5 separate regions of the Homo sapiens genome follow, and regions 2, 3, 4 and 5 are each linked to region 1. Evidence: chromatin contacts called from ENCODE Hi-C or POLR2A ChIA-PET data. All regions are on one chromosome and are shown on one strand. The core of a region is the stretch at or near the end of the contact, and the rest is flanking DNA. Distances in the headings are between cores, read along the strand shown. Region 1 overlaps LINC01845 (long intergenic non-protein coding RNA 1845). Region 2 has its middle 6.9 kb from the start of LINC01847. Region 3 overlaps LOC105377688 (a long non-coding RNA gene). Region 4 overlaps LINC01847 (long intergenic non-protein coding RNA 1847). Region 5 overlaps EBF1 (EBF transcription factor 1).

What was found. A loop is a pair of places that touch in the nucleus more often than their neighbours do. ChIA-PET counts read pairs that join two places held with the same protein, here RNA polymerase II (POLR2A). Pooled maps may share reads with other maps.
Region 2: a pooled map shows a loop between it and region 1 (2.0-fold over the local background). The contact joins two enhancer-like sites. A Hi-C loop is called at or near these places in 2 of 37 single-sample maps with no recorded cell type and 9 of 50 pooled maps. POLR2A ChIA-PET finds 5 or more read pairs at or near these places in 1 of 52 experiments (activated CD4-positive, alpha-beta T cell).
Region 3: a map of aorta shows a loop between it and region 1 (2.3-fold over the local background). The contact joins two enhancer-like sites. A Hi-C loop is called at or near these places in 10 of 168 maps with a recorded cell type or tissue (IMR-90, aorta, ascending aorta and 4 more), 1 of 37 single-sample maps with no recorded cell type and 7 of 50 pooled maps. POLR2A ChIA-PET finds 5 or more read pairs at or near these places in 1 of 52 experiments (activated CD4-positive, alpha-beta T cell).
Region 4: a loop to region 1 is called in a pooled map, with 2.0 times the contacts of the local background. The contact joins two enhancer-like sites. A Hi-C loop is called at or near these places in 2 of 50 pooled maps. POLR2A ChIA-PET finds 5 or more read pairs at or near these places in 2 of 52 experiments (PC-9 and WTC11).
Region 5: a loop to region 1 is called in a pooled map, with 2.4 times the contacts of the local background. The contact joins two enhancer-like sites. A Hi-C loop is called at or near these places in 3 of 37 single-sample maps with no recorded cell type and 5 of 50 pooled maps. POLR2A ChIA-PET finds 5 or more read pairs at or near these places in 1 of 52 experiments (activated B cell).

The regions. Positions count from the first base shown.
Region 1 is chr5:159,450,014-159,452,713 of GRCh38, forward strand. LINC01845 (long intergenic non-protein coding RNA 1845) reads right to left here. Exons shown (of 7, transcript NR_027110.2): 6 at 2,569-2,700. Among named protein-coding and RNA genes, the nearest start is that of LINC01845, 15 kb to the right of the region's middle. Within about 2 kb of position 1,343, at least 8 of the 41 ENCODE cell types and tissues checked have a DNase peak (open chromatin) inside an H3K27ac peak, as active enhancers do; they include ascending aorta, where a contact is called at or near this core.
Region 2 is chr5:159,876,901-159,879,600 of GRCh38, forward strand. It overlaps a transcript of ADRA1B not described here. Among named protein-coding and RNA genes, the nearest start is that of LINC01847, 6.9 kb to the left of the region's middle. Within about 2 kb of position 1,253, at least 22 of the 41 ENCODE cell types and tissues checked have a DNase peak (open chromatin) inside an H3K27ac peak, as active enhancers do.
Region 3 is chr5:159,751,431-159,754,130 of GRCh38, forward strand. LOC105377688 (a long non-coding RNA gene) reads right to left here. Exons shown (of 4, transcript XR_001742949.2): 2 at 311-379. Among named protein-coding and RNA genes, the nearest start is that of LINC01847, 120 kb to the right of the region's middle. Within about 2 kb of position 1,266, at least 3 of the 41 ENCODE cell types and tissues checked have a DNase peak (open chromatin) inside an H3K27ac peak, as active enhancers do; they include ascending aorta, where a contact is called at or near this core.
Region 4 is chr5:159,803,935-159,806,653 of GRCh38, forward strand. The region is part of intron 2 of LINC01847 (long intergenic non-protein coding RNA 1847); the gene reads right to left. Among named protein-coding and RNA genes, the nearest start is that of LINC01847, 66 kb to the right of the region's middle. Within about 2 kb of position 1,322, at least 2 of the 41 ENCODE cell types and tissues checked have a DNase peak (open chromatin) inside an H3K27ac peak, as active enhancers do.
Region 5 is chr5:158,957,137-158,959,836 of GRCh38, forward strand. The region is part of intron 6 of EBF1 (EBF transcription factor 1); the gene reads right to left. Among named protein-coding and RNA genes, the nearest start is that of EBF1, 140 kb to the right of the region's middle. RefSeq lists enhancers at 684-1,546, 1,275-1,344, 1,375-1,424. Within about 2 kb of position 1,260, at least 5 of the 41 ENCODE cell types and tissues checked have a DNase peak (open chromatin) inside an H3K27ac peak, as active enhancers do.

The DNA of each region.
Region 1 (2,700 bases), core at 93-2,592:
CCTGGGGTAAGAGAGGATCTTGGGTCTCCTGGGCATTTTCTCCCTTCCCAAGACCTGAGGATGTTTAATCAATTTTTGATAGTTGATGAGTCACTGGATGCCTTCCCAGCTGAGTCAGCGAAGGTACCCCTCCTGGGAAGCACAACCCAGGCAGTTCCAAGTACCGGCCTTGTTTATCAGAGGGATGGGACGAGAGGGTGAGGTGTGACTTCCCAGAGCAGCGAGCTTCAGTGTCTGACTACATGGGGCAAGGAAAGACACCAGTGGACAAAAGGTATTTGCTGGGCTTAAGGGTGCGTGACGCATGTTTTTGGTAGTAGTAGCAGATTTGTCTTTTTAAGATGTCTTTTTTGAGCCACTTTTAAAATAACAACAGCTGACATTTATAGAATCTTCATCAGCTTCCAGACAATGTGCTAAGCATTTTACCTGCATTGTCTCAATTCGTCCTTACAGGGAAGCACTGTGGTTATTCCGATTGTACTAAGGATGTGATAGAAGTCACACGATGTGACTTCTGAGGCTAGGACATGAAAGCGTCTACCTGGCTCTCTCAGTCTGTCTCAGGATGTATGCCAGGGAGCCACAAGCCAACTTGTGAAATGTTTGGTTACCCTGCAGGTGCTGTGCTGGAGAGAGCATGTGGAGAGACACCACAGAGAGTGATGTCCAAGGATCCTCTGCTGTTCTAGCCTCCAGATGTTTGGTACCAAATGGAGAGTGAGTGAGGCTTCCAACCCCACCTTTGAGCCACCCCAGCTGATCCCAGTAGAGCAGAGATGAGCTGTCCCCACCAAGTCTTGCCCAGATTGCAGATCTGTGAACAAATAAGAATTTTTGCTTGAAGCCTCTATGTTTTGGGGTACTTGGTCACGTAGCCCTAGGGCTAACTGAAGTATAGTGAGAAGTGACAAGATTCAAGGTTGTATAGCTGCTTAGGGGAAGAACAAAGAAAGTACACTCTCCTTGCATTCAAAGGATATTTCTTCAATTTGCTTGCAGTGTGACCTTTGGCAAGCTACTGAACCTCTCTGTGCCTCAGTTTTCTCATCTGTATGATAGGGATGAAGATGGTATTTCTTCAGAAGGTAGTGATGAGGAATAAATATCTCATTCTTGGCATGTAGGAAAAAGCTAGTAAGTAGCTGGGTTGGGGTTTCAATTCAGGCAGTCTAACCCTAGACTCTTTACTGGTAAGCTCAGGTCCAGAACATTCCCACCAATCCCTGAAAAGGAGGCCAGACGGCAATATCCCAGGTACTCCCATTATTTTCCCCCATACGGCATGATTCTGAGTCCTCCTTGGCCGCCCTTCTCTGTTCACTGGGCCTTGATACATGATTCTCTGAACTGAAGGCCGCACCATCACTCCTCTCTGTTTAGTGCAGCCCGAGATTACACTGGCTTTTTTGGCAGTCACATCACATTGTTGACTCATTCTGAGCTGGCAGTCAAAATCCTAAGTGTTTTTATCACATGTGCTAGCATCAAGCTGCATTCCTTCCCATCTAGGATTGGTGCAATTGGAGTTTTAAAAAATCCAACTGCAGAATTGTTTAGTTTATTAGATTTTGCTCATTGTGGTAGTGTGCCTAGGAAAGAATCCAGATGAGCTCCTCTCCAGGGTTCTCGGAGACACCCTGTATCCTTTTAATATACCTTTCCTTTATTTCTGTAGTCCATTTGAGTGGCTTACTGGTACTCACAACACAAAAAGTAAGCCATAGAGTGACTTCTGGGTGGTCCTTGCTCAGGAGGAAAAGAGGTGTGGCAGGGATGCTGTGGTAGAGGGCAGAGAAAGCAAATGGCAGGAGCGTGTGCCGGGTGCCACGTCTGAGCCGTGGCAGACCTTGCAGCTGATCATGACTCTCTTTTCTGCTGAGTCAGGAAATGGCCTCTACTTTGATTAGCTGCCACCTGAATAGGACAGAGTTGAGGACTGAGGACAGAGACTGCTTTCGAAGTGGACCCTGGCATAATTAATCAGGCTTCAAGCACATCGGTTGTTCGGATGGTTCCCAATTCCCCCAAATGTGCTGCCATCTTACCCTCATTTTCTCAGCTTGCCCACAAAGATAAAATGATATTTTTATCAAGTCTCATTTCTTGCTGAACTACAAGTTCTCTAAGTGGCCGCATCACTTGATCCTGCTACTCTGGCGATACTATGTACAGTGCTTGCTGAAGTGGTCACTCTGGTTGGTGGGTGCCACAGAAGGTGGGTGGCTCAGAGTGGACTGAAGAAAGTACCAGAGTCTGATGGACCTCATTTCTGCAGTCAGTGGTGAGGTGCTGGCTCCCATGGTGGGGGGATTTTCCCAGGTGCCTTAGCTCAGGAAACATATGGTGCTCAGTGGAATGGACCCTGGTGTGTCTCCAGTGGTCTGCATAGCTCCTGGGCAATATGGAAGGACAGTGCTGACTCAAGCAGAGCCTGAGCCATCTCTAGACGCTTTCCCACCTTGTCCTTGAGTCCTACAAATTAGGTCCTAATTGGTCTGTATTCTCCCCGCCCCCTTACTCTCCAGCCTAGGGACGTCTTTCCATTCTGGGAATAGGACGCCTTACCTTTACTCCACTCATATTCTCTCAAATATGTTGTATGTGCACGAAGCCTTCCTATTTGCCTATGCTTAAGCTCTTGAAGCTCAAGGTTAATCATTAACTTCTTTTTTTTGCCACCCCTTTGCTTTCTTTTAT
Region 2 (2,700 bases), core at 3-2,502, 430 kb after region 1:
GGCGCTTGTGTTTCAGGTACTTGCCTGGCCATCAGAGAGCAGGTTCCCATCCCTACCAAGGGCCCAGAATTTGTTCTCCAGATTTTCTTCCCCTAAGGGGTGCACAAAAAGGAGTTGCCTTTGAGAGCAGTCGTGGGACTCAGGCCTGCAGTCAGAAGGGCAGCCCCTCTGGTTGAAGCTCTTTACTAAAAGGACTGATGATGTGTTTTCTGGAATGGGAGCCTCAGTTCATAAATCAAGGCTTGTTGCCTGCCCCTTTTCGCCTTCTCAGAGCCGTGCGCTCTGAAAAACACTTAGCAAATAAAGTTTCAGCTCCCGGTCCCCTGTGTCTCCCCTCCACCCTTTGTAAACCACTCTGCTAAGCTAGAACTGAGCAAAGCTGATGACCTCAGAAGACCCGGGGACAATAGGAGAACTCTGTCCAAGCCTCTTCCCTCCCACTGCACCAGATGGGAAGGTCATGCCGGGAGCCAGCTCTGGAGAAGTCCTTCATGCCCTCTGGTTGCCGTGCACCCAATCTTTGGGTGCAACAGCACATCAGTTGGCAAATGTCAAAAACCGAGAAAATAATAATTTCAGTACTCCATGTTGGCGTCATGCTCTCCAGCCTCCTTCTAAACACTTTCATATCTCATATCTCATTGGGTCCTTCTGATGACTCTGAGCAGCCACTAGGGCAGTGGTCACAAAAATCATTAAATCACAGTCATCATAGCCACTATTTTATGGACTCCCTACTGTGCACCAGGCATTGTGCTCAGCACTTTGCACCCATTATGTCTCTCAATGCTCTCAGCCCCATAAGGTAGGTACTGTCCCTAACCCCACTTTATAAGTAAGGAATCCAAAGCTCAGAAAGAAGGTGCAGCGTGCCCAGGGCTGCTCAGTTCACAAACGACAGAGGCAGGCTTTAAGCTCAGATCTCTTTAGTTGAAAAGCCTGGGCTTTTAATAACTACTACTTTATTCTCTCAGTCTAGGAAGTGATGTTTTGATGGCAGCTGGAGTGAATGCTCTTGAAATCCACTTCCTGATTCTTCCTTCTCTCCCGAGCCTTACTTCCTGTTTTCTGACCTCTTCTGGGAACAACCTGAGTTTCAAGTGCCAGATTAGGTGCTCTGAAACCTAGAAAAACAGGTTCAGGTCTCTTCAGCTTGGTCTTGTCAGGACTCCAGGGCTGAACGAGGCCCAAGAATCAGAGGACCAAATGCCGAGGCAGTCTCAGGCAGCTCCGACAGTCCGGGACGCCAGGCCCAGCAGTCCTACAGTTGCCCTCTTGAATCAGTCGGGTCCAGAGATGAGCAGCAGCTGTTACCTAGGCTATGTCAGGGCCAGGAGCCAAGGTAAGGGTCAAGGACTAACAGGAAAGCACATGAGGGCTGAGCACAGGGTTTGCACTGGGCAGCTGGGATCCAGTTCAAGGGGCCTCCTGCCCCAGATGGGAACAAAGCTCCAGGAACACACTTGAGCCAACTGAGAAGAGAACTCCCACTCAGAGTAGGGCTCCAGTCCAAGGAGGGAGGCTGGGAAATAAGGAGCCAATAAACCAGACCATCTCAGGCAGTTCTGGATTCCCTGTTTTCCGCGTGCAATCTGTCTGATTAATTCAGCTAATGTGTTATTGGCTGATAACAATACCTCATTTCCCCCAGGTAGCACATATAATAAGGTGAAGTAACCTATTTCACCATCTTTAATCCTTACCATGATTCCCAAAACATAGCAGGTGTTAGGGAGTCTCCATTTTACAAGTAAGCAAACTGAGGCTTGGAGAGATTAGGTGACCTGTGCAAGGTCTTCTACAGGAAGTGACAGGATTGGAGTCCTAGTCTGCTTAGCTCCCTAAAAAATGTTCTTTCTTTTCTATCATGTATCATGTATCACACTCAAGAACCAGAACTGTGGGGTCTTCACACACTGCAATATTGAATAGATCATGCATGTATCCATTTATCAACTAACATCTTCTCTGTGCTTGGTGCCAGGAGTGCCAGAGTGGATAAGACAGACAGCCTGTACCCAAGGAACTTACTGCTCATGCCCCCTAGACTTTTCTGATGTCGCTCAAAACCCAGCAAAGAGCCAGCTGCCTCCTTACATCCTCACCCCGGCCCTGGGTGAGGCAGGTCGGGTCTGCTACTGCATATTCCTCATGCCACTTTCTCTGCTTGTTACAGAAACCACACTGTTGACAGAGGCAGAGCTGTGGGACCAACGGATTAGACTGTATCATTTTGAATCTAAGCTGCATCCTCTGCAATCAGTGGCCTCTGCTGTCCCAGAGGTTTCTGTTTGTTTGGGGTTGGGAGGATTTGCTCGGATTAGCGTAGAGATTGTCTGTTCACCGGGGAAAGGGGCCCAGTGACTGACGATGGACCAGCTGGAATGCAGTCAGCTTGGCTCCTCCCATGAACCACAGCTCTGGAGTGACACAGCGCTTCTGCTGGCTCCAGCAGCAACAGGCGCCTGCCTGTAAGCACGACGGTGGGAATGACATCTTTTGGTTATCACTCCATCACTGAAACTCTTTAGGAATAATTCCAGCCCCCTCTCCAGCAGCCAGGACTATAAATAAAGATTCCCTGGGGATGCTGAATCCTGCCCTTCATCCTGGCTGCCTCTGTGACTCATTCCACAAGCCAATTCTTCTTCTATCTTCTTAATTATGGGGAGGGGGGAGTGAAAGTCTGTGCATATCTAC
Region 3 (2,700 bases), core at 16-2,515, 300 kb after region 1:
ATGACTTGCTTAGGCCAATAGTATGTTAAGTTAATGTGACACAAAGGCATGAAAAGCACTTGTACAATTGGGCTTGCTTACTCTTACTCCTGTACCTTTACCATGAGAACAGGCCTAGGCCAATCTGCTAGAGGATGAAACACATAGAACAAAAGCCATGTTGACCAGGCAGTCACGCCCATTGAGGTCATCCTAGACCAACGAATAGTCAGTCAACTCCCAGACATATGAGCCTAAACCAGAAGAACTGCCCAGCTGAGCCCAGCCTAAACTTCCAACTTGCAGATTTGTAAGCTAAATAAATACTCACCATTTTAATCCTCTAAGTTTTCGGGTTTTTTTTGCATCTTGTTGTGGTAATCAATAACTATTTCACTCCCTGATAAGGAGACCAAGAATTTTGTGTTACATCTTATCCATCACTGTGTCTTACAAACAGAAGTTAATAAATATTTGCTAATGGAAATATGTTAAGGACTCTCAGCTTTCATAAGGTGTCAAACTCTGAAGCTCTCCAATTTCTCCAACCCTCTAAAGTGATATGAGAGAAGTGGAATTCCAATATTATTTAAAGTTTTCTAACATTCAGATACTCTCTGAGGTAGTTTTTCTGCAGTACTTCATTTAATCTCCACAGTACCTTTGAGAGGCAGGTATGAATTTTCCCATTTTAAAGATGAAGAAACTGAGGATAAGAGAAGTGAAGTAAGTTACCTAAGGTCACACAACAAGAGTGGTAGAGCTGGATTCTCCCTGTAGGTGAGCCTGCTTCTCAGGCCAGTGCAATCTCTGCTACATTTGAATGCCTTACACCCCTTGCTCTAAGGGTTAGAACCACCTCATTTGGCCTTTCTCTAAATACCATCTTTTTCTCCAGTGGTGTCATATTTGTTTATCTTGGATCCTAGACCTTTATTAGATTTTATTTTCTCTCATCATACTGGAAGATAATCTATTTATTGATTAGCATACTTGTTTGATACTTTAAAAATTACAAATTGTTGATTTCCTTGTATTTGTTTCTAAGAAACTTTATTCATTGTAAATAAATGAGGGAAGAAGTTGCTTTCCAAAGATCTCGAGAATCTAGCATTTTCTTAGCCCAAATTTGGCCCTTACTCTGGGTTTCTGGCCCCAATATTTGAGTTGTTCTCCTCTCCACACCCAACAGAAGTTATTTTTAAGTTGCATTTTATCCAAAGAGCATTTTTCAAAGAATGCCTTGGAAGGTCCTGGAGTTTCTCTTCAGCTCAAGAACTGTCCCTTGGCCCCACCCCGTCAGTCTAGGGAGTTTATTTTGGTCTATGCAAGAGTCGCATGTTTTCTTTTGATGAAGTCATCTGGGTATTTTGCTTCCATGCCCTTGGTCCTATTTCCTTAAGAAAGGCTGGTCTCTCTGTGATCTGCCAGGGACAGAGAGGTGGGCCCTCTTTTCTGTCAGTTAAGAAGCAGAATCACCACGAAGACCCTGCCTCTCCAACCCCAACCACACCCATGGCTTCCCCTGGGTACCCCCCAATCCAAATCCTTCTCTTTCTTCTGAGCCCAGCCCATCCCCCTCTCTGCCACAGTGAGCTCCCTGACTCATGAATTTGTAACAATATCCCTCTTTTCTGAATGATTAGAAAACCTAAAACACTTGATTGTCTATTTATTTAGCACATACAGACGGTCCCCAGTGAATGATGATTCAACTTACAATTTTTCGACTTTACGATGGTGTAAAAGCACTACACATGCAGTACAAACCGTACTTTGAATTTTGAATTTTGATCTTTTCCCAGGCTAGCAATATGCAGGATGATACTCTCTCATGATGCTGGGCATCAGTGAGCCATAGCTCCCAGTCAGATGTACCATTAGAAGGGTAAACAACTGATAAGCTTCAGTGTGCTATATCCGATAAATTACCTAAGATAGTCAACACTTTATTATGAAATATGAAATAGGCTTTGTGTTAGATGATATTGCCCAATTCTAGGCTCATGTAAGTGTTCTGTGTATGTTTAAGGTTGTCAAGGCTAAGCTGTGATATTCATTGGATAGGTTAGGTATATTAAACATATTTTTTTAAAAAAAATTTATTTCGATAAGTTTTGGGGGAACAGGTGGCTTTTGGTTACAAGAGTAAGTTCTTCAGTGGTGACTTGTAGGATTTTGGTGCACCTATCACCCGAGCAGTATACACTGAACCCAATTTGTAGTCTTTTATCCCTCACCCCCCCACACACTTTCCCCTGAGTCCCCAAAGTTCGTTGTATCATTCTTATGCCTTTGCATCCTCATAACTTAGCTCCCATTTATGAATGACAACATGTGAGGTTTGGTTTTTCATTCTTGAGTTACTTTACTTAGAATAATAGTCTCCAATTCCATTTAGGTTGCTGTGAATGCCATTAATTCGTTCCTTTTTATGGCTGAGTAGTATTCCATCATATATATATAGCACAGTTTCTTTATCCACTCGTTGATTGATGGGCATTAGGGCTGGTTCCATATTTTTGCAATTGTGAATTGTGCTAGTATAAATATGCATGTGCACGTATCTTTTTTGTATAGTGACTTCTTTTCCTCTGGGTAGATACCCAGTAGTGGGATTGCTGGATCAAATGGTAGTTCTACTTTTAGTTATTTAAGGAATCTCCACACTGTTTTCCATAACGGTTGTACTAGTTTACATTCCCACCAACAGTGTAGAAG
Region 4 (2,719 bases), core at 72-2,571, 350 kb after region 1:
TCACTATGACATCAAAACCCTGCAATTCCAGGATAGTAATTAATTTAATTGAAATGAATCTATGGCTAGACACTGTCTCTCCAGCAAAAATGTAGCTGCAAATGCTTCCTGGGGGCAAATTTGAAGAGTAACATGAAGTAGAGTTGACCTAAGAAGAAAATAAAGAAAAAAGCTAAATATCCAGGATAGTTCCATGATTTTAGATGGTGATTTTTGGTATTTAAGTGGATTAGGATATAAGGTAGGGAGGAGTAAAGAAATGAGGGAATATTTGCCACTAATATACCATTGATGATGATAATGATGATAGTTACCATTTTATGAGCAGTTACTACATGAAAGTGCCATGTCACGCAACTTATATCCATTGTTTCATTTCCTCTTCATAGCTACACTAAGAGGTAAATGCTACTACTGTTTCCATTTTATAAATGAAAAAAAAATGAGGCTCAGAGAAGTTAATTCCTTTCACAATGTCATATAGTCAATATGTAGTAGAGGCAGAATTTGAACCCAGTTTTGATTATTTTAAAATAGCATATTTAGCCAATTCTGTAGCTGAATCCTAAACTTCTCTCTTCTTCTAATGCAAACAATAAATTAAATAGTAATTTAAGTTTTATAACTACTACTACATGTTAAAAAGAAAAACCCCATGTTGGATAAGCAGATTTATTTAACAATGTAATAATAATTTCCAGGGCCTTATCAAGGGTTAGCTATGAATTGGAAATTTTAAACAGTGATATTGTGGGTTTTATCTCTTATCTACAACTCTGCAAAGAAGATATAATAGACCATTTTACACATGAGAAAACTAAGCTCATGCAACTAAAACAACTTCCCTTATTCCCAGAGGTGACAAATGGCAGAGGACAGATCTTGAATACAGGCCCTGATTTTTCCTTTGATCTCTGCTGAGGTAGTATTATACCAGGAACATATTCTGCTATATGGAAAATGTGGTTGGAGATAAGCTATGGAAAAGACATTATAATTCAGCCTACTTTTTAAGTTCTGAGTCTCAAGAGGGTTGTTTTGTTTGTTTTGCTTTTTCTCTTAATGAAATTATTCAAAGGCATCTCTCAAATGTTTGGGATTTGAGTAAGAAATGCCAAAACATGCTTCTTCTCTTAAGAATGTTCTTCTCTGTCTGTTAAAATCTCTATGTAATTTCAGGCAAAATTTAATTCATCTGTTTCTGATTCACTTCCCAAACTTACCACCATGTTTCGTAGAGGCCATTTAAAGTCTATGACTTTCGGAGTTGCTCTGAGCTACTTGTCTTTAAAATAGGAAGTTAGATTTTTTCATAAGGGCAGAGGACTTGGCCTCAGAGGAAAGGGGATGTGTTCCAAGTCCCAAGCCACAAAGTGCATGTGGTTTCCAAACCTGGCTGGTGTCTGCTTCTCCACCCCTCTACTGCAAGCCTCAGCACAGTGACTTCACTCAACAGCCAGAATCAGAATTTATCTCCCTTTTCTGTTCAAAATTCATTATAATATTTGAATCTAATTTTAAGAGCAATCAGAGACGAAAAAGAAATGAAGGACATCCAAATCAGAAAGGAAGAAATAAAATCCTTGTTTAAAGATGACATGATTCTATACGTAGAAAGCTTTAAAGACTCCACACCAAAAAAAAAAAAAAAAAACTGTTAGAACTAATAAATGAATTCAGTAAAACAGCAGGATACAAAGATCACTGTACAAAAATTAGTAGCATTTCCTTACATCAACAACTACTTATCCAAAAAAGAAAATCAAGAAAATGATCCCATTTACAATAGCATTAAAAAGAATAATTATAAAGCTATGATAATCAAAACTGTATGGTACTGAAATAAAGATAGACACATAGACCAATGAAAGAGAAATAAACCCAAATATACAAGGTCAACTAATTTTCAACAAGGGCACTAAGAATACACAAAGGGGAAAGGATAGCCTCTTTAATTAATGATGTTGGGAGAACTGAATACCAACATACAAAAGAACAAAACTGAAACCTTATCTTACACCTACCAAAAATCAATTCAAAATGGATTAAAGACTTAAAAGTAAGACTTGAAACCATAAAATTCCTAGAAGAAAACAAAGGGGAAAACTTCTTGACATTGACCTTTGCCATGATTTTTTGGATATGACACCAAAAGTTCATGAAACAAAAGCAAAAATAAACAAGTGACACCTGCACGTTGTGCACATGTACCCTAGAACTGAAAGTATAATAATAAAAAAAATTTTAAAAAAATAAACAAGTGAGACTACATCAAGCATAAAAGCTTCTGAGCAGCAAAGGAAACAATCAACAAAATAAAAAGGCAATCTGTGAACTGGGATTACCTAGTTCTTGGTTAATTATTTTTAATGCATTGAAATTTATTGCACAAATAAAAGAACTGCTTTTTTAAAAGATGAAAAATAGGAACTATGTTTAAAATAAAAAATATTTTTACTCTTTTCCAAGTTTCCTTCCAATTCTTGTTTACATATACTCACGAATTTTTACACAGCTGCAATGAAAGTGAATACATGATTTGGTAGCATACAAATGTTATTTAATCATAAGTATGTTTCTTCGTTGCTATTTGGTCTAAATTGTTTTTAGTGACTGCATAATATGCTATAAAGTTGATGTCCCATAGCATAAATTCAGGAGTTTTAGATTCTTTCAAACAGTTTGAGATATGTATAAAGAGTTAATACATTCAGAGTTC
Region 5 (2,700 bases), core at 10-2,509, 490 kb before region 1:
CTCTTCACAAGCGCCCTGTGAGATAGACATTATTATCCCCATTTTACAGATGAGAAAACTGAGGCTTCATAAATTTAAACATTACTTGAACAGCCAATAAAATTATAGATATTTACCAGACTTTTCTGTAAGGTATTATTAATACAATGGTAAGCACTGTCATGGATGCAAGAAAATACTGGAATTTAAATGACAAAGATTAAGTCACATAAGAAATGAAAATTGATGAGGCAGGTCTAAGCAGGAAGTCCCAAGAGGGCAGGAACCAAATCTGTTTTGTTGCAAATTAGGTCTGGCATAATATCTGGCCTATAGGAGATGCTGAATCAACAGTTGTAGCTAAATGTAGAAAACAATACGTAGCAAGTGAGTATATTAGAACTCTCTGAACATTTTATCTCCAGAGCACTTGGTTAATCAAGGTTCAAGAAAAAAATGGTCCCAACTCTGCCACTACCATTTCAAAGCTCCTTGACCCAGGGTGTTTCAGGTAAGCCATAGTTCCATGGCATGTGCCTCTTCTTTTTATTTGGGTCTGGCACCAGAGGCTGAATCAGAAAATCTCCATTTCCCTTTGTCCCTATTCTGCCATGGACGCTTCCTCTGCCAAACATTTCATAGTTCCTTTATGGCCGCATGATATTTTTCAAGGGAAATGATTGGCAAACAGCCAATACCCCTAATGCAGAAAAGATGCCAACATCACTCCCAGGTTTAAATACCTTCAAGGAGACCCTCAACTGAAGTGGTCCTTACAACCAATCTGACTTTTTTTCACTCTCTTTTTGTGGGAATATCTTTTACACGAGGCTTAGAGGGAAAAAGGAAAAAATAATAATAAGAAAACGTAAAGAAAAAGAAAACCTGCCTGAAATGAAAAATTCCAATCTTGCCTCTGTAAAAATCCTTCAAGCCCAGTCAGCTGCCCCTCCCCCTTGATCCAAGCCTCTGTGTTTCCCGGCAAAGAGGTTAGAAAGCTGTTGAAAAACATTCTCCTGCTGAATTGAGACTGACATCTGACAGAGCTCGGTGGTGTCCTAACTTGAGTGAATTTAAATGACAAGCTTGGCTTTATAAGTAAGGGATCCTCTTTTACAATAGAACAGCATGATTGCTTCATGGCAGAGGGGGAAAAGAGGGAGAATCAAAGTTTTCTTCAAATCCCCAGTGGTGCCATTGACCTGTCAGAAGGTTGTGACCCACTCCTGTTAATCCATGCAAATCAGATGCCTCCAATTTGCGGTGCTGATTGGAGTACCACACCTTTAAATTCAGGAAGCGGCCTTAGAGTGAGGTTCCGATCACAGAGTTCAGTTCACCTCTCATTTTTTTCTTCTTCAAAAACATGATGACAGCTGACTTCCTTCCCGCCCTGCCCTTACTCAGTCAGGGAAGACTGTCTGATGGTTTCCTGATTAGCATCAAGGCAAAAGCAGCATGTTTTTCATAGGCTATCGCTATTACCTAAATTATAGGCCTGTTGCTCTCAGCATTTTCCCCCCACAGACAGGTTAATATACACATCCCACTGGTATTATTGCTTTGCGAAGTCACCCAGTCATTTTTATGACATAGAGGGGAGAAGGCCTGGAATTCCCCGGAAGAGGCTTCAGATCCAGATGAGAGACTCTTACACAACCAGAAACGCCGTTTTCTAACCATCCCATTCAAAACTTAACAACACTTCCCACGTTCAATGCCATGTGCCGTGCATATTTTAAACCATGGGTAATTTCAAGCAGAAACATTCAGAAAAAGAAAATGAAAAGGCTGGTATTTTGGATATCAGGAATATGTGATTGCCCACACGATTCGCACATTACTCAAGTTGTCCCCAAGTCATCTTGAACTGGCTACTTAAACAATGTAAGTGACCAGAATTTTTGTGCATCATATCAAGGTAATTCAAAATTCTAGTGAGAGGAGGGATTATTTAAAGGACTTCAGTGAATTTGCATTTTCCAAAGCTTGGAAAATAACTTTCTTAAAGAACCCCTGAACCATTAACATATCTGAGGAATAAATAATTGTAATAACCATTTGCCCATATTTTAGAAAATATACTATTCCTAACACCAAAAAAAGATGCCAAACATAAAACAAATCGAAATAAACTAAAACAAAAATATAAAGAAAAACTCTAGCTCTACTTAAGAATTTTTTTTTTTTTTTTGAGACGGAGTCTTACTCTGTCACCCTAGTTGGAGTGCAGTGGCTTGATCTCAGCTCACTGCAACCTCTGTCTCCAGCGTTCAAGAGATTCTTCTGCCTCAGCCTCCTGAGTAGCTGGGATTACAGGAGTGTGCCACCACACCTGGAAGATTTTTGTATTTTTAGTAGAGATGGGGTTTCACCATGTTGACCAAGCTTGTCTGAATCTCCTGACCTCAGGCAATCTGTCTGCCTCGGCCTCCCAAAGTGCTGGGATTACCGGCCTGAGCCACCAGGCCTGTTCAAGAATTTTAAAGACATAAATAATATATAATTCTTTCAAAATAGGAAGACTTTTAAGACAAAAGAATATATATGTATGTATATATATATATACTTTCAAGATAGAAAGACTCAATTTAGTAGAGATGTCAACTTCCCTAGTCTTTAATACATTACTCAACTTTCTAAAGACATTATTTTAACCAAAAATATGATTCATTCATATACAAGAATAAATAAGCAATAATAGTCATGAAAATGGGGGAT